Linked DNA regions of Mus musculus: regions 1, 2, 4 and 5 are each linked to region 3. Evidence: chromatin loops called from intact Hi-C (ENCODE). Cell type or tissue: heart. All regions are shown on one strand. Links, peaks and the distances in the headings refer to the core of each region. The heading gives the core; the rest is flanking DNA.

Evidence for each region. Hi-C counts contacts between places; a loop is a spot of excess contacts. Peaks named below come from ENCODE experiments on the same cell type or tissue, not always from the same donor. Only the 100,000 strongest peaks of a DNase experiment are listed, where the experiment ranks them.
Region 1: it touches region 3 in a loop (10-fold over the local background); 34 of 42 quality-filtered maps call a loop at or near these places.
Region 2: it touches region 3 in a loop (4-fold over the local background); 14 of 42 quality-filtered maps call a loop at or near these places.
Region 4: it touches region 3 in a loop (2.2-fold over the local background); 19 of 42 quality-filtered maps call a loop at or near these places.
Region 5: a loop joins it to region 3, with 6 times the contacts of the local background. A loop is called at or near these places in 27 of 42 quality-filtered maps.

The regions. Positions count from the first base shown.
Region 1 is chr15:78,741,334-78,747,151 of GRCm38, forward strand. No RefSeq gene overlaps it. Among named protein-coding and RNA genes, the nearest start is that of Elfn2, 25 kb to the left of the region's middle. In heart, for the core only: no CTCF peak of the experiment used is centred there; a DNase peak (open chromatin) is centred at 3,108; H3K27me3 peaks cover 2,052 bases.
Region 2 is chr15:78,867,123-78,872,940 of GRCm38, forward strand. Gm26634 (predicted gene, 26634) reads right to left here and starts at 2,140. Exons shown (of 3, transcript NR_168060.1): 1 at 1,874-2,140. In heart, for the core only: a CTCF peak has its summit at 2,884 (motif pointing left); DNase peaks (open chromatin) are centred at 1,479 and 2,829; H3K27ac peaks cover 1,630 bases.
Region 3 is chr15:78,621,759-78,627,576 of GRCm38, forward strand. Cyth4 (cytohesin 4) reads left to right here. Exons shown (of 13, transcript NM_028195.3): 13 at 1-261. It overlaps Gm52187 (a long non-coding RNA gene), which reads right to left. Exons shown (of 2, transcript XR_003951539.1): 2 at 5,270-5,818. Among named protein-coding and RNA genes, the nearest start is that of Gm52187, 4.6 kb to the right of the region's middle. In heart, for the core only: no CTCF peak of the experiment used is centred there; DNase peaks (open chromatin) are centred at 1,863 and 3,093; H3K27me3 peaks cover 880 bases.
Region 4 is chr15:78,845,857-78,851,674 of GRCm38, forward strand. It overlaps Cdc42ep1 (CDC42 effector protein (Rho GTPase binding) 1), which reads left to right. Exons shown (of 3, transcript NM_027219.3): 2 at 1,239-1,963; 3 at 3,309-5,046. The coding sequence starts at 1,501. The coding sequence ends at 4,075. It overlaps Lgals2 (lectin, galactose-binding, soluble 2), which reads right to left. Exons shown (of 4, transcript NM_025622.3): 3 at 5,408-5,567; 4 at 5,004-5,294. The coding sequence ends at 5,151. Among named protein-coding and RNA genes, the nearest start is that of Cdc42ep1, 6.1 kb to the left of the region's middle. In heart, for the core only: a CTCF peak has its summit at 2,845 (motif pointing left); DNase peaks (open chromatin) are centred at 2,835, 4,045, 4,345, 4,776 and 2 weaker places; H3K27ac peaks cover 1,657 bases.
Region 5 is chr15:78,717,868-78,723,685 of GRCm38, forward strand. Elfn2 (leucine rich repeat and fibronectin type III, extracellular 2) reads right to left here and starts at 904. Exons shown (of 2, transcript NM_001358692.1): 1 at 537-904. In heart, for the core only: a CTCF peak has its summit at 2,435 (motif pointing left); DNase peaks (open chromatin) are centred at 2,424 and 2,844; H3K4me3 peaks cover 1,017 bases; H3K27me3 peaks cover 2,866 bases.

The DNA.
Region 1 (5,818 bases), core at 723-4,722, 120 kb after region 3:
TGGAACAGGGACTATAGACAGACATAGGTAGTAGCTGGGCCCTGAGACTGGGTTGGGGCTGCATAAAAACGTGCCCTGTGCCCTGGGCAGAGTTGCACAGTCCCTAGTCTGGAGGCCCCATACTTGGGTAAAGGCATGGTTACTGCTGTCCTGAGGACATTTGTTTTGTTTTGATATGATTTGATTTGATTTGATTTGATTTGATTTGATTTGATTTGATTTATTTTGGGTTTGTTATTTGGGGGGTGCACTTTGTGGTTTTTCAAGGCAGAGTTTCTCTGTGTAACCCAGGCTGTCCTGGAACTCACAAGGTAGACCAGGCTGAACACTCACAGAGATCTGCTTCCCAAGGGCTGAAATTAAAGACAGGCACTACCAGCGCCCAGCGTGCCCTGAGTTCTTAACGCTGTGGACCCAGGGTCCTACAGATTCTGTCTCCTTGAGCCCCGTGAAATCTCCTCCCTCTCCTCCTTTCTTCCTTCCCTAGACCCTTGGGCCAGCCCCTCTCTACCTTCCCATTCTGTAAAATGGGTACACATGGGCAGGGTGAGATTCTGGGAGCATCCCTGGCAGCAACCAGGTGTATGAGGGGTTGTAAGATATCAGCCATCCTTGCTGCTTCGTGGTGAGAACAAGCAAGACCAGGCTGGGAGGCAGAACTGGAGGTCTGCCTCCGGGTAGTAGGTAGAGCTCAGAATGGGATATTTCAGGCAGTTGCTGGGCAGTCAGGCCCAGGGCTGGACAACCCAAAATGAATGACAACCCAACATGCTGAGACTACCCCACCAGGAAGTGGGAACAGGAGGATTTGAACCCAGGCTGCAGGACTCCAAGTTCCGATGTTATCAACACCTGACTCTGCCATCCACTGTTGGACAGCACAGCTGAACAGTTCTTTGCTGTGGCCCTCCCTCTCCTCCTTTCTTCCTTCCCAGGACCCTTGGGCCAGCACCTCTCTACCTTCCCATTCTGTAAAATGGGCACACATGGGCAGGGTGGGATTCTGGGAGCATCTCTGGCAGCAACCAGGTGTATGAGGGGTTGTAGAGTATCAGCCATTCTTGCTGCTTCGTGGTGTGTTATGGTGTTTCTTGGAGGAAACCAAATTTTCTCCAGGGTGCTGGAACATTCCGAGCTGCCCTCTCCAGCTGCTCTCATAATGATTAACCCGTGCGTGGCTTGCTGACATCAAGGAGAGCAGCCCAAGGCCTTCCTATTGCTTAGTTTTGGAGGTGGAAATGTGTGTTTGTGATCAGCAATTTGTATGTCAAACACAGGGTCAAGAATTCTACCAATTTGTCTCATCCTGAAGCCTGCGTGAGGCAGCTCCTTGCATCCCATAATATCTCCCCTCTGACCCTGGCAGAAATTCCTCCATCCAATCCAGAGAGCCTGGGGAGGGGGGCAGCCATACAACATCCTACAGTACATGCACGTATCCAGGTCAGACTGGAGAGGAACCAGGGCAAGCAAAGGAAGGAGAGCTTTGAGCGCGCGCGCGCGCGCGCGCGTGTGTGTGTGTGTGTGTGTGTGTGTGTGTGTGTGTGTGTGTATCCTCTCCAGGTACTGGGGAATCTGAAGCCACCAAGGGCTGTGTGTGCAGTCAGACACACACACACACACACACACACACACACACACACACACACACACGGTGGGCGGGGGTGTAATCCCTTGGCCACCAGCACTAGGGACTTAAGCCTCTATCTAGGCTATAGCCAGGCTCATGCCTCCAGCTGCTCTAGCCACCTCTGTCCCCAAGTCTAGGCTCCCAAAGGCTCAGCAAGGAAACCCTATTGTGGCTGAAAGCCAAAGCCAGCAGAGCCAGCTGTTACCAGGGTCACACACCGAACACAGGTGTACACATGCACTCATGTACACAGATGCACAAAGAGTGGTGTATCAGACACAGGTGCACACCAATTTGTGTCCCCAAAGGCAAGGCAATCCCAGAGAGACACAGAGACATCTAAGGAGGATGCACACAGGCACACACATAGAAACTATCCCGGAGGGGAACTGCACACTTATTCTTGCCCCTAGCTATGCACACCATCCTGAGGCTCCCAGCTTTCTGCCTCCGTGAGATGAATCCAGCCACGTGCCCCCTCCTACTCTTGCTGCCTTCCACAAATATCCACCAAATCTCATCCCTTCATTCTATTCCCTGCCCTGAAGCCTGGACCATAAGGACTTGGGGTATCAGGACAGCCTGCCATTGTCCTGCAGCCTCCCAGCCCCAAGTAGGGGGACCACACACAGTAGGTGTCTGACTCCAAACCTCCCAGCCCTGGACTCTGGCGCCCCCCTCCTCCACCCTCACAGATGGAGGCAGAGCCTGCCCCCCCCCCACACACACACACACACACACACCAGTCCCAATTTCAGGAAGGCCCAGGCAGGCGCTCAAAGACTACAACTGCACCCAGACTCAAGTAGGAGGAGCCAGGCAAGCTTCCTTCTGGCTCCCCTCCACCCCCACTTTTGTCTAACCTCCTGCTTCCACGCCCTTCCAGAGGCAGGCAAGGTGGGCAAGGTTTCAGTCCCATCTCTCACCCAAGGCTAGGGGATGGTCACAAGTGGCTTGCAGAACCCCCAGTCTGCCCTGACTGGCCTCGAGATGGAACGGGATCAGGGTATCTCCAGGCCCCAAGGAGACACATCTTTTGAACTAGCCTGTGACCCTGTGTTCTGGCCTTTCCCTCTCCCTGAAAGAGAAGCTGAAAAGCTGGGGGTAGGTTCGGTATTGATCCGTGCTCACAGTCAGCTGTAACCACGGCACACGTGTCATCGTTACCCTTCACCAAGTGACAGAAAAGCACTTGCTTTCAATCTTCCTAGAATTCACTGCCTTTCAAGATAGTGAAGCTGTTGTCACTTCTAATTGATGGCTGTGTCCCTAGCTGGTCATACTTGTTGAGCCTTGTAGAGACACATAGTGTAATTCTCTTCCCTGGACTGGAAAGGACGTTCTAGAATTTGAGTAAAAGGGGCCCACTCTAATGCCAGTTATGTCTATTTAAGCCATAAGGCCCCTCCAAACCTCGGGCCCATCTTGCTTAAGCCCTAGATGAGAAGCCAGGCCTGTGGCACGAGTGCCCCCTGCTGGTGATACTCTGTACTGCACACTGAGACTCCAGCAGCGTGTGGATCCCACCAGCCGTCCATACATAAGGCTGAGACTTCCTGGAAGGGTGAGGGGACTCATGAAGTCCTGAGAAGGGGCTTCAATAGGTCATGAAGACTGTTGGGACAGCTACTTCAGCATCCAGGAGTGTGGCAATGGGCTATGGGTGGCAGACACCTGGCTAGCTGGTGGATGCCAGGTAGGCTCAAGCAAAAAGACAAAGGTAAGCAATCACTGCGGAGCGAGGACCATTGGAGGGACCAGGAGTGTAGGATGGGCAAGTGGAGGGAAAGCCACTGTTTTCCAGAGGTGGGATGGATGGCCTTGGAGGTACAGTGTGATCTTGGGAGAACAGTAATCTTGTTCTATGACTATATTAGACATACGTATCTGGCCAACCACGTCGCTGGCATTTAAAAGTACAGATTTTATGTACAAAGGGTCATTGTGATAATATAGCAAGCACACACACACACAACACCCAGAGAAATCCCATAAATGCTGTCAGTGAATGAATGAATGAATGAATGAACAAAGGAACAGGGAATGGATAAAGGTGTGCTGCAGAAGACTATTGATGTCTTTACAGAGCAGAGTGGTCCATGGCTGACTGACCTACAGAGTCACTTGGGAAAGTCTGTGTCCTTGATTCCCAGAAGGTTGCAGACGTGTGTCACATGAACCTCTGAGGACACAGATACCCAATTTAGAACAGCCCTGGTTTCAGTTTTAAAACAATGAAGCTGCTGTCACTGGAGGAGCCTTGATGACAAGAGACTCTAAAGCCTCTCGCAGAATCGGGGACATGAACTGACATTGATTCAGCTCCTGTGACAAATCATGGCTGGCCTTGAACTCATAGTTATCCTCCTGTCTCAGCCTTTCAAGTGCTGGGGCCCTAGGCATGTGCCCCACCTTATCCCTGGCTGGAATATGTCTTTTGTTATTAATTTATTTTATGTGCATGGGTGTATTGCCTGAATGTATTATGTCTGTGTAACCTGTGTGCATTGCTTGTAAAGGCCAGAATAGGGTGCTCTTTCTCCTAGAAATGGGGTCACAAATGGTTGCGAGCCAGCATGTGGGTGCTGGGAATCAAACCTGATCCTCTGAAAGAGCAGCCAATGTTCTTAACCACTGAGCCATCTCTCCAGCCCCTGGCATATGTCTTTATTACCAGCAGATATAAATATTACATCAGCTGCTGTGCAGAGCACAGAGGACCTGCCAGCCTAAGTTTATTTATAAGTTAGTTCATTCACAAGACTTTTCTCCCTGGGGGGAGAGAGAGAAAAAAACCTTCCAGGAGAGGCTAATTACAAACATGTATTAGTGTAATGTAGTTAAATGTGATTATAACCTGTGCATCTCTCGTAAGGGTGGTCCTGATTCACTCATAAGCATTTTCTTCCTTCCTTGATTAAAGTTGGAAGAGTGTGTAGTTTTGTGCAGGGTTGGGAGGAAGACTTCCTCTTGTATCTTTAAAGCCACAGGGAGGACAGAGCATGTGAGTCAGGACAGCAGGTAGCATGGGAGCTGATCTATTATCAAGTCAGTCACTTTTGATAAGAGAAAGGGACACTCCAGTCATGGAGTCTTGTGGCTGGACCTCGGGAGAGAACTGAGAACAAAATGAATTTATTTTATGTTAAATGTATTTATGTGTAGCTGTGTGTGCATGAATACATATGTGGCGTGTGTGCAAGAGTCCTTAGTGATCAGAAGGAGTTGGGTCCCCTGGAACTGAAATTACAGGGAGTTTGTGAGCCACCTGATGTGCATACTTGGGGCCCTTGGAAGAGCAGCAAATGTGCTTAACCACGGAGCCATCTCTCCAGCCTGAGTCTGCCTTTCTTTTTAAAGCTTTGAGGGGGTTTTAAAACAGAAATAGTTTTGCCGCAGCACCATATCAGAACTAAGTTCTGTTCATAGCAAGGTATTCGATAGCAATTATACTTTATGAACAAGTGTAATTGAGTGGCAAAGTCCCCTCACAGGATATGATGATAGTCCGGTTCTGATTGGTATTGGGAAATGTCAGATCTGTGTCCCCTGAGGGAGACAAAATCCTTGGCACTCTGTGGAGAACATATGTGCTTAGCTTTGAAGCTGGGCCTTGCTCTTACATGACCAGTGGGATTCAAAATCAGCACATTTGTGCCCGCGGGTGGCTGGACTGTGACCACCGAACCACAGACACAGATACGCTTTCTCATTGGTTCTCGGTCTCGCTCTTTGAACCTTACCCACTAGTGTGCTCACCTGAAATCCACAGTGCGGGAAAACTCACGGGAGCACGGTTTGAGAGGCACGTAATTGGAAATAACCCAACTGTCCTCAGAAGAGAACTGGCTACAGAGAACCAGGAACGATGATAGGGACACCATGGTGGTGTGTAAAAGAATGGGGCCTAGCCCCAAGACAGGTAAAGGAGTGGAAGAGATGGTGGAGGAATGGGTGTAATCATAGTGCCTGAAGGTAAAGGCAGGCAGATCTGGAGTTCAAGGCCAGCCTCAGCTACATACCAAGTCTCAGGGCAGCCTGAGCTATAGATGATTCTGGCTCAAAAACAACATCAAAAAATGGAAACCACCGTGCGTTGCTGGTGATAGTATAAATTGTGTGGCTGTTTTGGATAACAGTATGATGGTTTCTTTAAAATTTTCTTGGGTTCAATTCCCAGGGCTTACG
Region 2 (5,818 bases), core at 684-4,683, 240 kb after region 3:
CTGGAGCTCACTCTGGCCTCGATCTCACACAAATCCACCTGCCTCTGCCTCCAGGGTGCTGGGATCAAAGGCGTGTGCCACTTGAAGCTCTGACTCTGCTTCTTGATGGCTTTGCCCAGCAGACCAGGAGGGACAGATGTCTCAGCTTGAAGGTATCTGTATCCACTTCAGGGACTGGAGAGATGGCTCAGAGGTTAAGAGCACTGACTACTCTTCCAGAAATCATGAGTTCAATTCCCAGCAACCACATGGTGGCTCACAACCACCTGTAATGGGATCCAATGCCCTCTTCTGATGTGTCTGAAGACAGTAACAATGTACTCACATACATTAAATAAATAAATAAATCTTTAAAAAATTTTTTCTACTTCACAGAGCTGTCACACACATACTCACACACACACACAGTAGGTTTTCCTTTCCAAGGCTGGCACTTAGTAGGAGGTTGTGCTGTGGTTCCTGGCTAATAGGCTGGCCTTGGATGACTGGTCACAGGCCTTTCCCTGTATCAGTAGAATATTACTGTCAAATGCTCATCAATTGCTGAGGGGGTGGAGGGATTGCTGGTAGTTTCCCCTGGATGCCTGGCAATACAATCCACTTTCTCCCCAGCTGCAAAGGGAGGGAGTGGGTGTGGCCACCTGCCGGCTCAGCATCCAGGGGATCTTGGATCTTTCCCCTCTGTCACCTGTCCCTGCTCTACTAAAATCTCACAGGCTAAAGTTCCACTATCCTGCCCTTGTTGCTGCAGAATTCTAGAATCTTCTGGTCACTCCGTCTCCTTCACCCTGTGCCCTTAGCCAACCAAGAGGAAGAGGCCTCACCATTAGAGAGGGTCTCAGTGCATTTCCTGGCGGATGATGACACATGTTTTGCTTTGGTTTTGTTGTTGTTTGTTTGTTGACTTGCTTTTGAGACAGGGTCTCCTGGAGGCCAGACTCACATGGAACATTTATTTGTTTGTTTTGACACAAAGTCTCTTTACATAGTCCAGACTGTCCTGGTCCTCACTTAGTAGACCAGGATGGTCTCGAACTTATGGAGAGCCTCCTGCCTCTGTCTCCAAAGTGCTGAAATTAAAGGTGTGCTCCACCATACCTGGCTCACCTTTATGTATCTATGGTTGGCCTTGAACTCCTGACCCTCCTGCCTTAGCCTTTCAGGTGCTACTATCACAGACAAGAACCACCACAGGAGTTCAACAGTGGTCACAGCAACGCTATTCACAAGGGGCAGAAGGTTGAAACATTCCTGCGTCTGTCAACAATCAACAAAGGAAGACAGAGACACAAGACTTATCCACACAGTAGAACATTATTCAGCCGTGAAAAGGTACCTAGCACTGGCACCTGCTGTCACGTGAAGAACCCTTGAAAACATAACCAGCGAAAGCAGGAAGACGACGGAAAAGGGCTCCCACAGAACAAGTCCAGCTGGAACGTGTTTACAATAGGCGATTCATGGAGACAGGAAGTGGATTAGACATTCCCAGGGCCCTGGCGAGGGGAGGGGGAGAGTGGGGAGTCAGGCTTCAGCGTCTGCTTGGAAATAGATGACAGGGATGGCTGTCCACACTGTAGCTGTAAACAGTGCCCCTGGATTGGGCACTTTAAATGATAGAATGAAAGCTAGCTCTGAGGGCTTTTGTGGCTGGTGCCAGCACACTGGAGGCTGAGACAGGGGGACAGCTGTCACTGTTAATCCTGATTGTCAGCTTGGCTGGATCTGGAGTCAACATTGAAGTAAGCTGCTGGGCACACCTGTGTGAGACCTTCTTGACCCTGTTATTTAACAGCAGGAAGACCGGCCCTAAACATGGCCGCCCCTTTCAGTGCTGGTCCTGGTAAATGAGGTCGGAGGGAGGTGGCTTTACCCTTTTTCACTGCTTTGGTGTCTCCATGGTGAGTCACCTGCTATGTGGCTGTGGCCGCTGCTGCTGCATTTCTTGGCTGACATCAGCTTCTTCAGGCTTCTGAAGTGGACTGAAGACCAGCAGCTCTCCAGGAATCCTCCAGTTCTCTGGGACAGCTGTGGCACCCAGCCTTGTGGAGCCGCAATGCTTCTCGGGCTTGGCTGCATACAGACGCCCATTGTTGGGCTACATACATACCTGTGTCTACTCCCTGGAAAAATCTCATCTGACCTGTCCTGTAAACCAATCCGATAAATCCTATTTAAATATTCATGCTATTAGATTTTTTTTAGGGGGGTAGTGTTCCTAGACAAGGTCTCAGTGTGTAGCCCTGGTTGTCTTGAAACTCGTTCTATAGACCAGACTGGCCTTGAACTCACAGAGGTCTGCCTGCCTCTGCCTCCCCCGACCCTCGTGCTGGGATTAAAGGCATGTGCCACCACAGCCCAGCTTCATTCTCTTGGTTCTGTTCCTCAAGAGGACTCTGAGTAATACAAGTGCCATGAGTTTGGGAACAACCTGGGCTACAAAGTCAATTCTAGTCTAGCCTGTGCTACACAGTAAGACTTTGTTTCAAACAAACAAACAAACAAATAGTTTAAAGGTATACTATTTTAAACTTAATGCTGCCATATTTAAAAAGAACGTTCTGTATATTAATTGGGCAAGCTGTACAGCATGTAAATTATATATTAGTGAAACAATTCTACAAATTAGGGGTCAGGGGTGAAGTTCACAGTGGCAGCTTCTCCTTGCAAGCCCCAACCTCCGGGCCATTTTTTTTTTTTTAATGTTGTTAGAGATCAGACCTGGGGCCTGGGCTCCATCCCTGAAGTGCACCCCAGCCCAGGCCCCAGGTCAACAATGAAGTCTGCTGTCCTGCCACAGTGCTCAGCCACCACCTTTTAAAGGGCCAATGCTGCCACCACGTGTAAAAAAAAATCAGGAGTGTTTTCTGCCCCCTGGTGGCCACTAAGAGAATAACCTAGCAGGAAACAAAAACCGGGCTTGTAAATAGCGGGAGCGTTGACCTCAAAATAGACAAAACCCAAAACCAAATAAAGTCATGTATGAGATTTGAAAATACTTCATGGGGTTGAAGAGATGGCTCATCAGTTAAACGAGGTTGCTGTCTTTGCAAAGGACCAGAGTTCGATTTCCAAAATCCACATTAGGTGATTCACAACCACGTGTAACCCCAGCTCAGGGGATAACACCCTCTCCCCAGCCTCCATGTAACACACATTTTTTTTTTTTTTTTTTTTTGAGACAGGGTTTCTCTGTATAGCCCTGGCTGTCCTGGAACTCACTTTGTAGACCAGGCTGGCCTTGAACTCAGAAATCCACCTGCCTCTGCCTCCCCAGTGCTGGGATTAAAGGCGTGTGCCACCACACCCGGCTTCGTGTTTACAAAGATTAAAAAAATGCCTCCCACAGTTTATCTTGTTCTGTTTTGGTGAAGGGATACCGTGACCAAAGCTTAGAAAGGAAAAAATTTGATTGGGGGCCTACAGTTGCAGAGGGTTAGCCCATGATTGTCATGGTGGGACGCAGACAGCGTGGTGCTGGAGAAGTAGCTGAGACCGCTACATGGTGATCTGCAGGCAGACAGAGACACTGGGCCTGGCCTGGGCTTTTGAAACCCAAAGCCCACACCCCCATGTCTTGTGACACAACCCCTCCCACAAAGCCACACCTGTAACTTTAATATTTTCAAAACCTATTTTTTAAAAAGATTTATTTATTTATTTTATGCACATGAGTACACTGTAGTTGTCTTCAGACACCCCAGAAGAGGGCATCAGCTCCCATTACAGATGGTTGTGAGCCACCATGTAGTTGCTGGGAATTGAACTCAGGACCTCTGGAATAGCAGCCAGTGCTCTTAACCACTGAGCCACCTCTCCAGCCCCTACCACGTGTCCTTTCACGTGCTTGCTTTAGCAGAACATCCTTTCTCCCGTCTCTGCTTCAGCAAAATGTTCCTTTACAAATCTGCCTTAGCCTTCACCTGTGTCTGCTTCAGCTAATCGTTCCTTCACATGTTTGTCCCAGCAAAACACTATCCAACACAACTGATTTTCCAAAGAACCCTTAACGTTTCCACATGTCACAGACTTCCTAATCTTTTCCAAACAGTTCCACCAACTGGGGACCGAGCATTCAAATATGTGAGCCTATAGGATCTGTTCTCATTCAAACTACCACACTCAGCTTAAAAGGAGAAACAAGGCTCGCATCTGCCGCCAGGCCTCCAGAAGCCCATACCATCTCCTGCTTCCTTCCCAGGAGCATTTAACAGCCACACTAGAAAGAACAAGCACACGTGCTATGCTGCACCCGGGTTCTATACCTTGTTAATCTGGTGCGGTGACACATATGCCTGCAATCCCAGAACTCAGGGGGTAGCGATAGGACGGTCAGATCTGTCATAGGTACATAGCAGGTTCTAGACCAGTCTGGGTTGCCTGAAACCCAAACAAACAATACACAAATACATAAAAACAATATATCCTGAAAACTGACCCACATCTACCCGGGATCATTTTGTTGTTGCTACTGCTGGTGGTGGTGGTTTTGGTTTTTTGAGACAGGGTTTCTCTGCGTAGCCTTGGTAGTCCTAGAACTAGCTCTGTAGACCAGGCTGGCCTCAAACTCACAGAGACCTACCTGCCTCTGTCTCCCAAGTGCTGGCTTGGCAGCAAGGGCCTCTTCCTGCTGCACCATCTCACCAGCCCACTTGGGTTGTTTCTAGTCTCCGGCCTTTGTGAGCAAGGTCAGATGGTGATCCTCGAACTCAGCACTTCGGAAAGCAATTTCTGGCATGGTCATCCAGCAATACTGGGGAAGGAACCTAGGGCCTCAGACTTACTAGGCAGGGCCCTAGCACTAAGTGACACCCCCAGTGTTTTTGTGTATGTTTTTATTTAGAGATGAGACCTAACTATGCCACCAGGCTGGCCTTAAACCCACTCTAGTCCCGGCAGGATCTCTTGAGTAGCTGGAGGGACAGGTCTGGCCATCAGGCTTGGTTATCCATAATGTCTTCTGAAATGCCTGTTACAGTCTCCATTCTCCAGGTGAGCAAACTGATACTCAAAGCGGTTGGATCTCTCTTAGCCAGGCACAATTCACGACAGCCCACCAGCATGGCCGTGTAAATTAGCATGACCCACACTAGGGGGAGGACTTCCCCACATCAAAGTGAGCTGGATTTCTGGGCTTGGTTGATCTGAAGAGTGCACAGTTTGCTCAACCCTTCTCCAAGGCTGTATGCAGTTCCTAGGCCTAAAAGGATTATGGGTTCAGATCTAAGAGATTGAAGAGAAAGTCATGGGTGTGAATCAGATTTGGACCAACTGCCTGTTTTCATTCACTGCAGCCTGTGCTGGGAGAGGGGCCTAGGAGCACTGTAGGAAGCCAAGACAGGGCTCTTACATAACCCAGATCCCAGCCCTGCAGCGACAGGCAGCTTAAAATGCTCCATGGGATAAAGGGAAGGCCATTTATAATAGATTTATTATTATGGGGGCGGTACTGGAGTGCCATCTATAGGTCAGAGGACAACTTGAAGGGAGGAAGGAAGGAAGGGACAAAGGAAGAAAGGAAGGTAGGTCAGGTCTCTCCTCCCATCATATAGGACCCAGGCAAGGAATCAGGTTGGCAGCCTTGGCAACCAGTGACTGAGATACCAACCCAAAACATGTTTTGATCAACTGTCCACAAAGGCTGATTGATCTTTCTCTCCCAGGAGATGCAATGAAAGCATGCTACAGGACAAGCATGCGACACAAAAATGCACAAGGCTAGAGTTAGCAGCACGGCGGGAGGTAGAGAAGAACTCTTTTTCTGAATAAATGATCATAACAGAGTAGGCACCATTGACCTGTAACCCCAGAACTTAGG
Region 3 (5,818 bases), core at 1,099-5,098:
AATGGAGCCCCTGCTGGAATTTGAGAACTTTCTGGTGAGCTGAGCCCACACCAGCTGCCCCCATTTGGGGGTTAAGGGACCCTGAATTCTTCCTCTGCCTCCGCCATGTGTGTGTGTGCACAGAGACTGTCTGACTTTGGTCCCTTTCCCCTCTCTGGTTCTCCACTTCTTCCCTGACACCAAGATGGCGGGACATCATTTTCTTTCCTGTTGTAACACTCAGGAGCAAGAATAAAAGCTCATGACGTCGCTCGTAGACTGAAGAAAGCTATTCTTCTGTAATTGTGTCACCATCCCTGAGCCCCCCTGGCCCCCCTCATCCTTTCCCAGGCCAGGAAGAGGGAGCATTTAGTGACCCTTGGGACACTGGGGGTGGGGGGTATCATGCTGGATAGAAGTTCCTCGGGAGCTGAGCTTCTCGGTGAGCTTTCTTGGGGCGGGAGTAGGGGCTAGGCTGGGTTGGCTCTGCTATACCCAAGGAAATACAGAAACTTCCAGAGGGCATCACGATCTACAGATGGAACAAGTGATATGGAAAGTAGGTAGTGATCCTACCACCTCTGGAGGGATGCAAGCACAGGCTGGCTCAGGGACCAGCGTGGGGAAGGATTGTATAAGCTTTGCCGGCTGTCTTCAAACAGATGTTTATAAAGCGTCCCAGCTATGCCAGGCTCTGTTCCAGGCACTGGCAGGCCAAGGCAGAATCCCTGCCACCTGGGCTCATGATCCAGTGCTCTCCTCTGGCCCTCCACTCAGGCTCCAGCCTAAAATCTCACTATCAGGACCCTCCTTGAAGATGCTTTTGGCTGAACTAGCTCAACTTGCCCATATTTTCCTTCTGTTGTTCTGTGTATTGAGTGCTTACAGTGTGCCAAGGTCTTTGCAACAGAGCCAGGGATCCCAAAGACCCCTGTGACATCCAAGGCTGGAGGCTGGAGAGATGACTCACCAGCTAAGCGTACTTGCTGTCTTCCCAGACGACTCAGATTTGGTTTCCAGCACCCACTTAGCTCATACCACCTGTAACTCTGGAGAACCAACATCTTCTTCTGGCCTCCACAGACACACAGTGAACACACTCATGTGCACACACACACACATGCACACACACACACACATGCACACACATACATGCAAACATCCACATGTGTACACACTCACACATACACATGCACATACATGCATACACACATGCACATACACATACACTCACATCACACATTCACGTACACATGCATGTAAATAATAATAATCTTCAAAAATAGCACGCAGAGTATGGTGACACACGCCTTGAATCCCAGCATTTGGGAGGCAGAGGCAGCTGGATCTCTGTGAGTTCAAGGATAGCCTGGGCTACAGAGTGAGACTGTGTCAAACGCAAATCCTCAGTGCAGAACCAGTGCAGACTGGCGTGCACAGGGGATAGTGAAGGCCTGGGCTGGGCAGATGAATCCAGGAGGAGGGTGTCTAGGCTAGACAGCCAGGCCTGTGTTTCAGAGTCACCTCATCCTGCCAGACTGTGAGATCCATGCAAGTCTGTCTGTGCACTTACTAAGCAACTGCACACAATGGGTTCAAAATAATTGTTAGTTGGCTGAAATTACCTGATTTGAAAAACAGAAACAAAAACAAAACAAAAAACAAAAAACCTTGAGGCCTCAGCACAGCATCAATAGGTTCCAGACCCTGGGGACCCTGAAACTGTGAAACCCAAAGGACAAGTATTTCTAGGGACAGAGAAGGCCCAGGACCACACCACACCAGAACAGTAGGAGGTCTCTCCTACTCTGTTTAAGAGCTCCCCAGGGGTGGTTTTAACCCATGTCTGCTAAAGTGCAGTGCTACATCTGGCCAGCAGGCAGCGCTCACCACACACAGATGAACTTTCTTCTGCCGCTGGAAGGACAGAGCCTGAACCCCTGACCAGAACCTGGTGAGGGGATCATGGATGCGGGATTAGGGCCTGTGGCCTTGAGCAGCCCTTTAGGGGCCTCTTCTTCCCTTACAGAGACCACACACATCTGCCTCTCCCGCCTTCTTTCTGGCTATGCACCACGGAACAGGCTGCTCCCTGTTTGGATTGCATCTTCCTCCCTGAGAACTCTTTTAATGGCACTAACCTTTAATGGAGTTGTCTACAGACAACAATGTCTCAGGAATGGGCTCAGCACAGACTCTTCCCTAGGCTGGAGTGGTGGGAGGGGTGACAAGCAGGTCTCCCGTTGCCACTTACTCCTGTGGAGGAGCAGCAATGATAGATAGCCTCCCAGAAGGCCTGGGTACAAGGGCTCGCTCTCTTCCATGTCTTAAGTAATTTTCTCGGTGCCTCAGGCTGCCCATCTGTAAAATGGGAATAACTAGGTATATTTGAAATACTTAGGCCAGTGGGGCCAGCAAGAAAGCTTAATGGATAAAGGCACCTGGCACCAAACCTGAGGTTAGATCCTGAGGACCCACTAGGTAGGACAGAAGCGACCCTTGACAGTTGTCCTCTGACCTCTGTATATGCTGAGACATTTATACATGTGCACATGTACACTTACACACACTCACATGCACCCACATGACCCATACGAGACAAGATGAGGTAAGGTATTCGGAGAAATTCCCCGGGCTCCAACACAAGCCCTGGTGGGCCAAGAGGATGCTGTGGTGATCGCCAGGGTCAGGGCTAAGGGGTGGCTCATCCCTGCTGCCATGCCGGGCAGCTCCTAGTCGCAGGGAGCTCTGAAAGGCTTCAGGACCGCAGCTGTTGAACGGAGGCCAGCCCAGCACGAGGAGGAGGCCTGGCCTGGCCCAGAATGCCTGGGGAGAGAGAGGAAACAGCAAGAGGACCACTGCCAGGAACCGGGGGCTGGAAGTCTCTGTAGTGCCCAGATGTCAGGCGACAGGACACGGGGGCAGGCAGCCTGGAGCTGGAGGCTGGTATGAGAGACCTGGAGAAGTTGATTTATTAGGGACGATGAAAGGAGCTAAATATGTTTGCCGCTCAGCGATGACTCAGGCATTCCCCAGGGGTTCGAGAGAATGAGCATCAAAGAGCCAAAGGCAAAAACCTCCTCCTACCAGGGCACTGCCAAGCCCCTCCTCCTACCAGGGCACTGCCAAGCCCCTCCTCCACAGTCATAGGAAACAGCCACTCCGGCCTACAAGGCCCAGGCAGTAGCTGACCTCACCCAGAATGACTGAAGAAAGATCCCCTCAGAGAGAGACAGATAGGTCCAGTCCTGGATTTTCTCCAAATTGCTGTGTGATCTTAGTCCAGTGGCTGGCCCTCTCTGTACCCACATCCTCTCCCACAATGAACCAGGCCCTGTCTCTTTCTCTCATCCCATTGGCTTCTCTCAGAAGCTGAGTGATGTTTTCTTTACCAGGAAAAGCTCCCAACTGCTCTCCAGGAGAGAAGCCAGACTCCACAGAACCTGGGAAAGGGGAGGCAGCCGCTTTCCAGTGCCAAGTCGCAGGCCTGGCGCTGGGACCCAGGATGAACTGTGTGCAAGCTAGAGGTCACAGTGACTGACAGAGGAGCAAAGAGAAAGCAGGGAGGGGTTGGGGGAGACATGCCAGCCTGAAGGTCTGCTCTAGGAAGTGTGGGAAACCCAGAAAGCAGCTGGACACATGTGGGAAGTGGGGAGCAGTTTGATGGATTGGGGGGGCATTGGGGAACTTCCCTGTTTCGTGGCTGCCTTAGAATAACAGGACACGGAAATCAGCAGAAAGACCTACCTTCAGGTGTGCAGTCTTATACTGTGGGCAGTGTCCAGAGCCTCTCTGGGGACTCTCCATTAGGATGGATTAAGGGAGACACAGGGGACTGGCAAGTATGTGGGGGAGGTGGTGGCCAACAGCCTAGTACAAGGCCAGACTCAGGATAAACAGGTCACTGTCAGTGGAGGGAGCTACATGGTGCAAGATCCCCTATTGGGATGGTCAGCTAAACTAGCTGAGAGGCCCTCCCCTTCCCCCTTGGCCCCCCCTTCCTGTTCCTGTCCTGTCTCCCTTTCTTGGTCACCCTGCCATGGCCCAGTGGCATATTGTAAGTAACTGCAGACCTGAGTTCAGATCCTGGCTTTCCTCAAGGCCAGCTGTGTGGCTCTGGGCCAGATGCCCTGCTGTCTCTGAACCTTGTCAGCTCACCTCCTGCCCCAGGAATCTGGGGTTTCCCAGCTGTAATCTTTAGGTCCCAGAGTCTCCAACTGAGCTGCTAGCCCAGGATAGCCCAAAGGAAGAGGTAGACTTTCTCTGGGTCTCCAAAGTCCCTGGCCACTCTCTTCTCTTACCTTAAAAGCGGCAGTGGTCTAGCCTTAACAACTCTACCACTAATGACTCCACAGTTATCCCTCCGTTTTCTTTTTCTTAGAGTTGTTTGGAGGTTTGGTTGCTTGAAATGGGGTTTCACGGTTCTAGGCTGGCCTAGAACTCATGGGTAGTCCTCCTGCCTTAGCTCCTTGAATACTGGGATTCATTTTCTGAGACAGAGTCTCACTCTGTAACCCATGCTAGCATCAACTCATGGTGCACCCCTTCCTCGGCCTCTGAGATTCTAGGGTTCCAACTCTCTGCCTCCACACTCAGCCTCCCCTTGATTTCTTGACATCTCCGTGTTCCGCACGAGACACAGACAGCACAGCCCACCCGGGCCAGCACGGATGCCACAACCCAAAATGCCAAACATATCAGCCACTCGAGCTGCCAGCATCCCCGGCTCTCCTCCTGCTGCCCTCGGCCTGTGCCGCAGAGTGCCAGCCAGCTTCTTCCAAAGATGCCAACATTTCTCTTGTCCCAATGGTGTGGTTACAGCTCAGCTTCTGGTACAGAAGCATGGTAGTCTGGGGCTGCCCTCGAGGAGTCTGGGAGCGCTGTGCAGCTGGTTCTGAGACACTCCGTCCCATGTTCTGTTTAACCACAGCCAGTAACAACAGCCAGCCTTCCTCCCTTCCTCCCTTCCTTCCTTCCAGAGGAAACAAAGGTTCACTATTGTAAAGGTACCAACACAGAGACACACCCCGCCCCGCCCCCCCCAAAGGCAGAAGATTCCTCCATCTTCTGAACATAAGTCACCACTTCCTCCCAGCAGCTCGCACAGGGGGACGGGACCACTCCCATTCAGTTAGGAGCAGATTGCTTATCATAGTGGGGTCAGATCCTTCCACTGAGGGTCAGATCCACAACCTCCTCAGCTTGTCCCACCTCTAAAGGCTACAATGTATCTCTTTCCATCTCCCTTGAGGATTTTCCCTGAATTAATACAGACCAGAGAGGACCCATCTCCACTGCAAAGAAATGATTTAATAAAACATCCACCATCCAAAAATAATAAGATATTCTCTATAGAAAATTAGACAGTGTAACAGAGAAGAAGAAAAAAGTCACAAAACTTCCTTTAGTATACCTGATATTGCCAGCATTTACAAACCTGTCTAGCTCATTACACATGTGTAAAGAGTTAGCTATCACTGCGGATAAAATTGAGTGGTCTGCATCTACCTTAGTAGTGTGGGATTGCCATGTCCTGCAGGACCAGTCAGAGCAGGGGAGGGCACCTTGCAGAAATAAGCCTTAACCCCTTGCTGTTGTGCAGCAATTCCCTGAGAGAAAGAAAACACTCCATCCTGGAGGGAAGGGAACTGAAAGGTTCCACTGGGAAGTAAACAACTCAAAAGCTTCAGGAAGTCCCTGAAATTGACCACATTCTCTAGGGCTCTCCTTAGCATATATCAGGCAGTATGGACTATTCTCTAAGTTGCCTAGAAGAGGCAGAGACTGAGTGTCCTGGAATTGGTTTAGAGCAGTGGTTTACCATCCTAATGCTGTAACC
Region 4 (5,818 bases), core at 1,191-5,190, 220 kb after region 3:
TCAAGCTGACAAACAGATAAAGCCCTTTCCCGCAGGCCTTCTCAGAGCCTTGAGTCAACTCAAGCATGTAGGAGCCAGCTGGAAAAAGCCACTTCTGACCGCAGGATTCCTTTTCCAGGAAGCACCTTGGAGGCCAAGGTTTCTGTGCACCATCAGTGCTGGCCGGCTGGGAGGCCGGCTGTGTACACAGCCCTGCACAGGACCTTGGCAGGGTGCCCCCTTTCTCCTGACCTCTCCAGGTAGAATAGATTGAACCTACAGAAAACTGAAACTTGCCAGCCAGAGGCGATGTTGCCTGGGACCCTGGGATAGGTAGCCCAATTTCCCTGCTCCATTCCTCACTAAGACGCCACAGGCACTAAGTCACCAGAGATTCTCATTCCTGCTCTGGCGCCCGCCTCCTGCAGGTCTAGTGTCCACACGTCATCTGACTTGTGCAGGAGAGCCGTGGGCACCTCCCCGGCGGGCCTTAGGTAGAGATCGATCAATCATTTTTCTGCTTCGCTGATGCCCGCTGTGAACGCAAAACAGAATGGAGTCTTTGTGCCCGGGCCATTCAGTGATACTCAGAGGCTGCCGTCCACTCTGTGTGTTCTCAGACTCTGGTGTGGGAGTGCACGTGTCCAGGTGCTCACAGAAGCCAGTGGAGGACATTGGATGCCTTGTTCTGTCACTCTCACTTAGTCCCTGGAGACAGAGTGGCTGACTGAACCTGAAACTTGTGGGTTTTTGTTTTTGTTTTTTTTTTTAAGCTAGACTACCTATAATCCTCCTGTCTCCGTTCTTCCCCCTCCCCCCCAAAACACTGGAATCACAGGCACATGCAACTATGGCCAACTTCCACGTGGGTATTGGGGAATGAAACTCAGGTCCTCAGACATGCTCAGTGAGCATTCCCTCATTCGGTCACACACACACACTCCCAGCTCTTTTTTGAACTTCTTTTTTGTTTGTTTGGTTTTTTTGGTTTTTTTGAGACAGAGTTTCTCTGTATAGCCCTGGCTGTCCTGGAACTCACTTTGTAGACCAGGCTGGCCTCGAACTCAGAAATCCGCCTGCCTCTGTCTCCTGAGTGCTGGGATTAAAGGCGTGCGCCACCACGCCCAGCTCCTTTGTGTGTTCTAATCAAGGACCTGTGCGTCCTTGGGCAGCCTTGTTTGTTCTCTCGGTTGCTACTGTTTGGACTGGGGTTTCCTCTTCTGCTGACATGCCACAATGCTGTCTTTCTGGCCTTCCAGGTCTCCACTCCAGGGTAGGGATCCTTTTAAGGCCCTTCTCCTGCCACCTTTGATCAGCCTCACTAGGACCAGAAGCAGAGAGAGAACCCACAGACTCCCTCAGCCTCAGCACTGGGGACAGCGCCTTAGTAAAGTCAAGGGTCGCCTTGTGCTCCGCCATCTTCATTGAGAGGAAGGGGCTGAGAAGGATCCCTGAGTCCAGCCTGCCATCTTCCCTGGCCCCAAGGTGGCATGGACTAGCAGTTGTAAGCAATCAAAGCTGATGCCCGGTCCCCAGGGGGGCACAGGAGCCCCCACCATGAGCCTGGGCAAGCTGTCTCCTGTGGGATGGGTGTCCAGTTCCCATGGAAAGAGACGCCTGACAGCAGACATGATCAGCCCCCCACTTGGGGACTTCCGCCACACCATGCACGTAGGCCGTGGTGGGGATGTCTTCGGAGATACGTCCTTCCTCAGCAACCACGGAGGCCGCTCTGGAAACACCCACCGCTCACCCCGAAGTTTCCTGGCCAGGAAGCTCCAACAGGTTCGCAGAGTCGGGGTGCCACCTCGAAGGATGGCTTCCCCGGCTGCACCATCACCTGCTCCGCCTCCCATCTCGCCCATCATCAAGAACGCCATCTCCCTGCCTCAGCTCAACCAGGCCACCTATGACAGTCTGGTGATGGGCAAGCTTAGTTTTGACAGCACGCCGGCTAGCTCCACAGATGGCCACTCTGGTTACGGTGAGGAACTGGGGTCACGGCAGCCCAGAGAGATTCTGCCAAGCCTCCATATCAGTCTTCCCCCACAGCTGTTTAATCTCCCAGTGGAAGTTGGGCCCCCAGTCTAGGCTGAGGATGAAGGGTGTAGGCTTAGGGAGGTGGGGTATCCCAGCCTGCTTAGGCCTTATAACACAGAGGCTGAGGTAGAAGTGATGTTTGCAGCTTACATTTCTCTAACTCTCTCTGTGGCTCACACAAGTCTTTTTCCCATCTCTGGGCTGCTCTGTGGCTAGACCTCCCCTTCCTGGCTCCTAACCAGTGTCAGAGGTTATCATGGCGAGGCTCTGAGCCCACTCTGATTTCTAGTCATTGTTCCTCTGACTGCAGTAAGCACATGGACTCCCAAGCTCCAATCCTCACCTATAAAGGTCCCTTAGTCTCATTGTTAAGATTCAATGAAGTCAGCCGGGGCATGGTGGTGCACGCCTTTAATCCCAGCACTCGGGAGGCAGAGGCAGGCGGATTTCTGAGTTCGAGGCCAGCCTGGTCTACAAAGTGAGTTCCAGGACAGCCAGGGCTATAAAGAGAAACCCTGTCTCAAAAAAAAAAAAAAAAAGATTCAATGAAGTCATGAGTCCAGTCTGATCTGCATAGTGAGTTTCAGAATAGCCTGGGCTACTTACTACATTCTGAGATCCTGTCGCAAAATGCAAAACAAAACGAAGATAGAGTGAAATCACACACACACTGGGCTGCTTTGCAGCAGGTGCCAGGGGCAGAAGCTGTTATTTGAACAAAGGCTCCTGTAACTTGGCAAGTTGACCCAGGTGTGAATGCCACGGAGGTTTTGGCAGGACAACTCACCAGGGGACCATGGGTAACTTCTGCCCCCTCGTGGCCATGTAATGCATTACAGTCTTGCTGCCACTATAGGCACAAGGAACTCCATCACCTGTCAGGCCTGGGAGTCCTGGAAGCGAGAGTTGGGCAGGTAAACTTTTGGAAGACACAAGCCTGTCCTGCCAGCCTGTGATTTCTCTGTTCTGGCCCTGGCTTCTGGCTCTTTCCTGTATCTACAGATCACCTCAGGTGCTTTGAGTTTACCTGTAGCAATCAGTCGGCATCAGAACCAGGAACCATGACCCAGTCCACACCAGGGACTGAGTGTCAAGATTCAGGTTAGGGTTAGTTTCACAGAGAGAGTATAGAAGGCTGTGGGGTCCTTACATTAGAAAAGCAGGCAAAATGGAGGCCAGCAGGTGTGTGTGTCTGTGTGTGTACAGCTTACCAAGGGTTTTCCTGACTCTTTGTCTCCAAGAACAGATTAGGGACCCCACCCCTGACCTTCTCCCCATTTCTCTGCTAGGCCTGGAGTCTGGCTTCTGCACCATCTCACGCCTGCCACGCGTGGAAAAGCACAGCAACCGTGACCGTGACCGTGACCCGGACCATTCTCAAGACCGAGAGCAAAGTTCTTTCCCCTCTGAGCCTACCCCTAACCCTGAGCTCCGACGCTCTGACTCTCTCTTGTCCTTCCGTTTTGACCTTGACCTTGGGCCCTCACTCCTCAGTGAGCTGCTAGGGGTCATGAGCCTTTCAGAAGCTCCAGCTGCTGAAACTCCAGTCCCTACTGCCAACCCCCCTGCTCCTGCAGCAAACCCTGCCCCTACTGCAAAACCCCCAGCCCATGCGATAACCACTCTAGATGCTGTGACAAGCCTTCCAGCCTCTGCTGTGACAAGCCTTCCAGCCCCTGCGGTGGCAAGCTCCCCATCCCGTGGACATTTCCCCAATGGGGTAACTTCTGTGTTGGGCCCTGCGGCTGAGGCAAAGCCCAGTCCTGTGGGAGAGGGTCCCCAGGTACCCTCCAACATGGCCTTTGACAGGCATGGAGCCAGCTGGGGGGCCAGCCGGGCCAGCTGGGGGGCCAGCCGGGCCAGCCGCCACTACACTGAGATGGATGCCCGGCGGGAGCTGGCAGGGGTGTTACCCCAAGTTCATGGCTCCTGGGAGAGTCTGAATGAAGACTGGAGCGCGCCTCCAGCCAGTGTCAGGGCTCCTGTGCCCACCTCGGTGCAGGTCAATGCCTTTGAGTTTGCTGATGCTGAGGAAGATGACGAGGTCAAGGTGTAAGGGACTGGCCATGGGCTCCAGGTCCTGTCAGCCTCGGGGCTCACAGAACAGAGGGGCTGAGTTCATTTGCCTAACAGCTACAAGATGTGGTCAACGGGAGTTGCCCCAGATCCTTCCTGGTCTATGCAAGGCAGGCATGGGTCCCCGCTGACCTGACCCAGCTCCCTCCACTGTCCCTAGGCCCACTAGCCCTTCAGTTATAACCTACGCCACCCCCTGTGGTCTGACAGTATGGTCTTTGTGCCCCAGGACACTTCCCTAGTGGGGTGGGGGTTGGGGCAAGGACCACATAGGGCCATTGTCTGTGAGTGGGACTGGCTGCCCCTACTCATTGAGAGCTACCGCAGAAGGCCTCCACTGTGTTCTCAGTAGCGCGGTTCCAGGCTCCTCCTCAGTTCCCAGAGAAAGGTCAGGCGTGACACAGGAGCAAATCTTCTGTGTACCCCAGACCTGCCTCCCATACCTGATTGTTAAAGCTTCTCTGTTAAGATCTGCCTGCCCAAGGAGGCAGGCCCGGCCACGGCTGACCTGTGCTTTCTCCTCCTGAGAGTTTGGAAAGTTGAGGACCCCCTTCTGGCGCCCCCCCCTCTAGCTAGGAGAGAAGGGGGGCCAGACGAGCTAATGAGTAACCAGCCTGGAATGTTCAACGATAAGAAGCCCAGGTGGGACCCTTATCTGCAGTTCCTGGAACACCCTGGCCCCAGGTGCCAGGAACCAGTATCTGCCCCATAATCCCATGGGGCTGCTTGGCAGGTGCTCAGATCACCGGGAGGGAGACAGGTCCCCATGCAGAGGGTGGCTCAGGAGCACCTCCCATCCTCTCTTCTCAGCAGTACTATACCCCGTGCCTCAGTTTCCTGCCCCCCCCCCCGGTACCAAAGCCGGGGTGGGGGGGAGCATTAACATGCGTGGAAAATGCTAACAGTTCTTGCTGTGGAAATAATAAATGTGGATTCTTTTATTTGACCTTGACCTTGGGGAAAAGCACAGACCCTAAAGGCTGTGGTTCTGGTGGGGGCTTGCTGGAGGGCTGGCTGAAGCTGGTTCTGGGGGCTAAGGTCTTCTGAGGTGCCGCTCACTCCAGTTTGAAGGAGGAGATCTGGAGCCCACCCATGCTCAAGTAGTGCAGTTGGTTGTGGCCCAGCCTGTTGGGGAAGGTCAGCTGGTGTCCGTCAGGCAACGTCACCTTGAAGTCTTTATCTTGGAAGGTGATGGTGATCTGCAGGGAGAGGAAGCTTATCAGGAGAGCCAGGGAAGGGTCCTGACAGGTGCCTGGTGGCGCTCCCCAGGTTGGGGCTGGAGGGCCTTGGTTGGGTTCTCCTTTGACCTCACCTTGACCTCTGACCCTGGACTGAAGCACATGTGATTTTCTCGTTGCTCTTGTCCCCAGCGGCCACCTTCACTGGTGTTACAGACAATGGTGGATTCATCGAAGCGAGGGTTAAAATGCAGGTTGAGGGTTTCTTTCCCCTGGCCCAGGTTAATGAGGAAGCTGTATGGAGTGACAGGGAGAAGGGCTTAGGGCTTTGGTTGACCACAGGCTAGAAGAGTCAGGGAAGACGTTGTAATTGAGATCTGTGTCGGGCTTTGCATTTGGTGAGAGTTCTGCCTGGGATAGGCTCTGAGGCTGTTGACAGAAGTCACTTCAGGCGTTAGAGTTGTCTGTCCTGGGGGAGACCGTTGAAGGCCTGTCACCACAGGGGTATGGGCAGGGGTAGATGGCTCAACAGGATCGCTAGAGGA
Region 5 (5,818 bases), core at 827-4,826, 96 kb after region 3:
TACCCTAACTCTGGTCCCCCTACTACATTCACAGTGCCCCTGAGAGATAGGGGGCAAGTCGAAAGCCGGTCCCTTCCCCCTGGGCTAGAGATCTAGCCACCCTGTGAAGCCCCCCTTACCAGTGAGATGAATTCCTTGACCCGCCACGACTCAGTGAAAAGCGGGCCGGAGCTCTGGTTCGCCAAAATGGGGGCCAGAGAGGTGCGGCGTGGTACTGGCTAGCAAAACCCTGCTCAAGCTTCTGCATCACCACCGCGAAAATGTTCACCTCGACGCTCGTCCTCCCTGCCCTCCCACCACGCCTCCGCCCAGCCTCTCCCCCACCACCTTGCGCAGGGTGGTCCCTTGGGGGTCTTATGGGGGATCCCCAGACCAAGAAGAACCAAGAAGAGTGGCTCTCCCTGCCTCATCCTCCCCTCCCAGGTCCCTTTCCAAGCCCCACCCCCGCTGGCGGCCAGGGAGCCCTCAGCTCAGCCTGGATTCCCGGGGTCCCCGCCAGCCGCCTGCAGCACTCGGATCCGGAGGAATCCACTCACCTCCAGTCCTGACTGGGATCCGAGCGGGATGCCACCACCTCCCGGCAGCGGCTGCTGCGGGGCCTGCGCCGGAGAGCGAGCGTGAGCGCGGGTGCGAGTGTGCGCGGCGGCCGGCCGTGGCTCTGTGCGTGTCGTGTGTCTGTGGCGTGGCCCGGGCGTGTGTGTCTGTGAGCGTGCGTGTGCGCGCAGACACTGCCACCCCCGCCTCCCGCCGCGTAGGGCTGCTGCCCGCAGAGGGCCCGGGTGCTGGGCGGAGGACCTCAGGGGCTGGCGATCACTGCGTCTGTCGGTCCGTCCGGCTCTGTAGCCAGATCCCTTCACAGGCCTCTCTCCGCTGCAGACCCTCCCGCCCCTCCGCCGTCTGCTTCCACGGCCACAAGCGCGCTCCCAGACACACGCCACGGGGCGGGGGCCGCGCTGGGCTCTGGCGCTACTGCAGCTGCAGCGCCCTGTGAGGTGGCTGCACCGCGGACCGCCAAGCCCCGGGCACCCGCCGAGCGCGCCCCCCGGCCCCGCCCCACCTCGGCCACCTCTCTCCGGGCTATGTCTCAGTTCACCCCACCACCGCCTCCTCCAGCTCATTCAACAGCTGGAGGCAAAGTTGCCCCGGGTGCAGCGCCCTGCTCGAGGACAATCTCATCCCCAACCCCGCTTCCCCCCTTCCCATGCCCGAGCACCCCTTTCCGCCTGCGCCCTGACCCGGTGTTCCGCGTGTAACCACTGGAGAGCACTGCGGTGGAGCTGCTGCGTTCCCATTTTGCAGGCGGGACAGCTGAGGCGGGTGAGCAGAGTGCTTGCCCAAAGTTTATACAGCGAGTCCGAGTCCGTGGAGTCTCCCAATTCTCCCTGCCTCCAAACCAAGGCATTTGGCTACCCCTCGCTGCCTTACCCCATCCCCGGGAGCATATTGGGCTCTGTGGCCACAAAGAGAAACTTCCTAAGGCCTTCCTGGCCACAGCTTAAGCTCCGCTTCAAACACAGACACCACCACCATCACCACCACCACCACCACCTGCAAGGGAGTCTCCCTGCAAGGCAGCGGTAGTTGAGGCTCTGCACCCGAAGCTGGGCACACAAGCAGCTGGTGGGAGTCTGGGCTGATGTCAGGAGTCTCCTCCAGCCGTTGTGACCCGCCAACCCAGACAGTTGAGCTCTGCCGCCGCCAGACTTTGTGCTTCGCAATCACTTTTCCGGGCCGCATTCACCAGAGCCTGTCCTCAGGTGGTGCACAGCGACTCAGCCCGGCTGCTGGAACTCCTAACAGGCCTGGGCTGAGTCTGGACAGATGAATGGGAGCTGATGGGTAGGAGTTGCTCAGCTGAAGGAAGTGGAGAAGGGTATCCCAGACTGCGGGAACGACATGTGCAAAGTCACAGAGGCGGAAAGCATCCTGGTGTACTTAGTACAGAGGGACCCGTGGAGTTGGGTAGCACTAGAGCAGAAAGAAATGCTGTACAAAATCGCCTCGCTCTTGTCATCCGAGGACAGGAAAGTAGCCCAGGATAGGACCAGAAGGGTAGATAAGCGCTGAGACCCAGGCCACCTGTTATGTCACAATTTAGAGAGACTGTGGGGTGTCTCACCTCTAAGCCTCCCGACCTGTACCTTTTTGAGTGGCAGGCGCATTTCTTCCTACCCATCCTTCAGATCTTCTTTGCAGACCCAATGAAACCTTATGCTGCCTCTGTCTACTAACCTAATCCCCTTCCCCGAAGAGGGACCATAAGAACTCAGGGTTCCCTAACCGAGGCTAGGCACCGAGGTGGGTCCAGCTCCAGTAGCACACACCCCACCCCCGCCCCTACCATCCCCCACCCCACCATCTCCCGATCCCACCTCCGCCAAGCTCGCTTCTGTTGAAGAGACGGCTGCCCCTGCGCCCTCTAGCGGATCAAATGCGCGACTGCAGAAAACTCCCTGTGGCTCGCGTGTGCTGAGGTGGGCGCTGGCAGAGGCCTACTAAATCCAGCCCTGGTCCAAGACATTGAGCACTGACTCTGGGAAGCACCAGGCATAGAATTGCAAAGTAACATCTCTGATTCATCTGTATGAGTGTCCCGGTCATCAGCCAGAGTGAGAGTCACACCTTGCCCCACCCCCACCCCCAGCCTCAGTTTCCCGCCTGTAAGAAATGGTTAAGGTCGCACTTCCTTACTGGTGCCTTCTCTTTTCTCCTGGGGCCTGCAAAGCTGGCTAGACTCACTCAGCGGTAGTTTTGAGCTTCCATGGTTCCCACATTCCAGCTTTGAAGGCTGGCCCTTGCAGGGTAGAGATAAGCTGTTGCCAGTTTCCCTCTCTGAGCTCCGTTGTTGCACCACACAGATGATGACATTGGCCGGGGCTGAGGTGGTGTCATTGTTGACTACACCATCTGGTTCCTTGATTGGGCCTTCTCTACACAAGCACTGTCCAATGTAACTTTCCACCACAGCGGAAATGATTTAAGGAGTCACTAACCTCTTGTGGCTATTGTGTGGTTAAAACCGTGGCTTCTACAACTGCCGGGTGCACTTATCTTTTTTATTTTGATTGATTTAGACTTAAGTGGCCACGTATGGCTTGTGGCTACCGTGTTAGCAAAAAACTTGGGTACATAGCAGCCTCCTGGTCAAAAAGACCCAGAGAAAGAGCTTGGTATGAGTGTGAACACCGGGACTTGACAGATTCAATGCAATTTCCATAACAATTCCAACACATTTCTTAACAGACCTTGTCAGAGCAAATTCTCAACTTCATGTGGAAAAACTAAAAACCCAGGATAGCTAAAAACAACCGAGAACAATAAAAGAACTCCTGGAGGTAGCACCATCCCTGACCTCCAGCTGGACTACAGAGCAGTAGTCATAAAAACTGCATGGTGTCAGTATGGGAACACAGGCTAATTAGAAATCCACACACCTCTGGATACTTGATTTTTTTCCACAAAGATAGCAAGACTATACAACAGAAAAAAAAAAAAGAAAAGAAAGAAAGTGTCTTCAACAAATGGTGCTGGTCTACCTGATGTCTGCATGCAGAATACTGCAAATAGATCCTTATCTATCACCCTGAACAAAACACAGGTCCCAGTGGATCAAGAACCTCAACATAAAACCAGACACAGTAAATCTAATAGAGAAGAAAGTGGGGAAGAGCCTTGAACTCACTGGTACAGGAGACAACTTCCTGAACAGAACACTAGTGGCTCGGGCTCTCAGATCAACAATTGATACATGGGACCTCATGAAACTGAAAAGCTTCTGTAAGGCAAAGGACAAAACGGCAGCCTGCAGACTGGGAAAGGATCTTCACCAACCCTACATCTAGCCCTACAAAGAGCTAATATCCAAAATTTATAAAGAACTCAAGAAGGTAGACACCAACAACACAAATAACCCTATTTAAAAATGGGGTACAGTGCTAAACAGAGAATTCGCAGCAGAGGAATCTCAAATGCCAGAGAAGCAAAAAGGAAATGTTCAAACTCCTTAGTCATCAGGGAAATTCAAATAAAAACGACTCCGAGATTCCATCTTACACCCGTCAGAACCGCTAAGATCAAAAACTCAAGGGATAGCACATGTTGTCGATAATGTGGAACAGGGGGGGGACCCTCCTCCATTGCTGGCTGGAGAGTAAACTTGTACAACCACTTTGGAAATTTCTCAGAAAACTGGGAATAGTTCAACCTCAAGACCCAGGCCAGGGGTGTGGGGTGAGGCAGAAGTGGGCATGAGCACATCCCAGGTACAGGCCAGGCCTTTCCATTTGTCACCTGGTCCCCTGTAACAGACTCCTCTTTCTCTCTCATCTGTTTAAGCCCTCCAGAGGTGGCCTGCAGCCCGGGCAAGGATGCAGATGTGGTCTTAGAAAGATGCCAAGTGACTGGCATCAGCTGCCTGAAGCACTCACAGGATCATCTGGGGACGTTTGTCTCTCTCTCCCTCTTTCCATAACACCCAATTTCTTCTCTCCGCACTGAATCAAAGTGCCCCTCCCTGAAGCTGAGCTAACAGCTCACAGGTGGACTGATGTGTGGGCCAAAGGAACAGCTGTATAGGAACCGTCCCAGAATCCCAATGTCCAAGGTAACATGGCGGGCACTTCCAACTGCCTGGAGCCCTGTATTACACTCCAGACCTTCACCCACCTTGGGGTCTTCTCACAGCACTGATGAGTGGTCCCCACAGCCCACCAACAAAGTGACCTCTGTTCCTGAGTTGAACAAATGTGACTCACACGCCAATGACCCCATATCATCAGGATGTTTCTCCCCAGAAGGTCTTCTGTCTGGAGCTTGGAGAGCAGCGTAGAGAGATGTATGGGGGTGCCGGGCACACACTCAGCTGAGTAGCCACCAGATGCATCCTTCACATACATGTTGATTTTCTTTCATTCGATCTGTGTGACATTTTGGGTTGGCGCTAGGAAATTAGGCTAAGCAATTCTCAAATCACAGATACATGCACAGAGCTATAAGGAGCCACACTCCTGTTGGGCCTCTGGGGCTGGGACAGACTGCTTGACCCACTGCAGGGGAGAGACAAAATGAGAGGCAGTCCAGAGGGCACACGTGAGTTTAGGAGAATACCCTGTCCTGTGCCCAAAATGGATATCCCAAGAGGCATGGAACAGGAGGAGGTAAGGACAGGGGACAGAAATGCCTTCTCAGCAAGGGGTCCTCAGGTGGCAGCCTTCTTGTTTTCCTGGACACTACAGTAGGTCCAGGAAGCAAGGCTGAAAGCCAGGTTCCTCTGCCTTCTCTGGGCCTTCTGCCTTGATCTGAGGTCAAATACTTCTGGGTCCTAAGAAGGATGAGAGACCTTGAAGGTGGGCTGAAGAGAGTCACTAGGAGGACAAGTGAGGAACTGTCAGGAGGAAGAGGATGGAGATGGAAGCCTCCCACTGGAGGCTAAGACCACCTCCCCTACTTTCTATGCCCTCCCTTCCTTCAGGAAACCCTGCCTCTGTTGCCACATCTGTCACCTGTTGTGTGATGGATTACCCCTCAACTCGGTAGCTAAAATCAGCAAAACCGAAAACAAGCTTGCTGCTCAGGTTCTGGGGTCCAGAATGGGAGGGAGGGGTGTGTTCTTATAAGACCGTCCCTGGCCTCACCTGCTTCATGATGAATGACAAGCGGGTGTAGGCTGAGGAGCTGGGGGTTCAGCCCTTGTCCCTACAGGACCATCTATACACCCTCATGATACCCTGTCCCTATAGGGCCACCTATATACCCTCATGACACAATGACAATTTCCCCTGCATCTGGCCAAAGGCAGAAGCCAGAAACCAGAATGGCT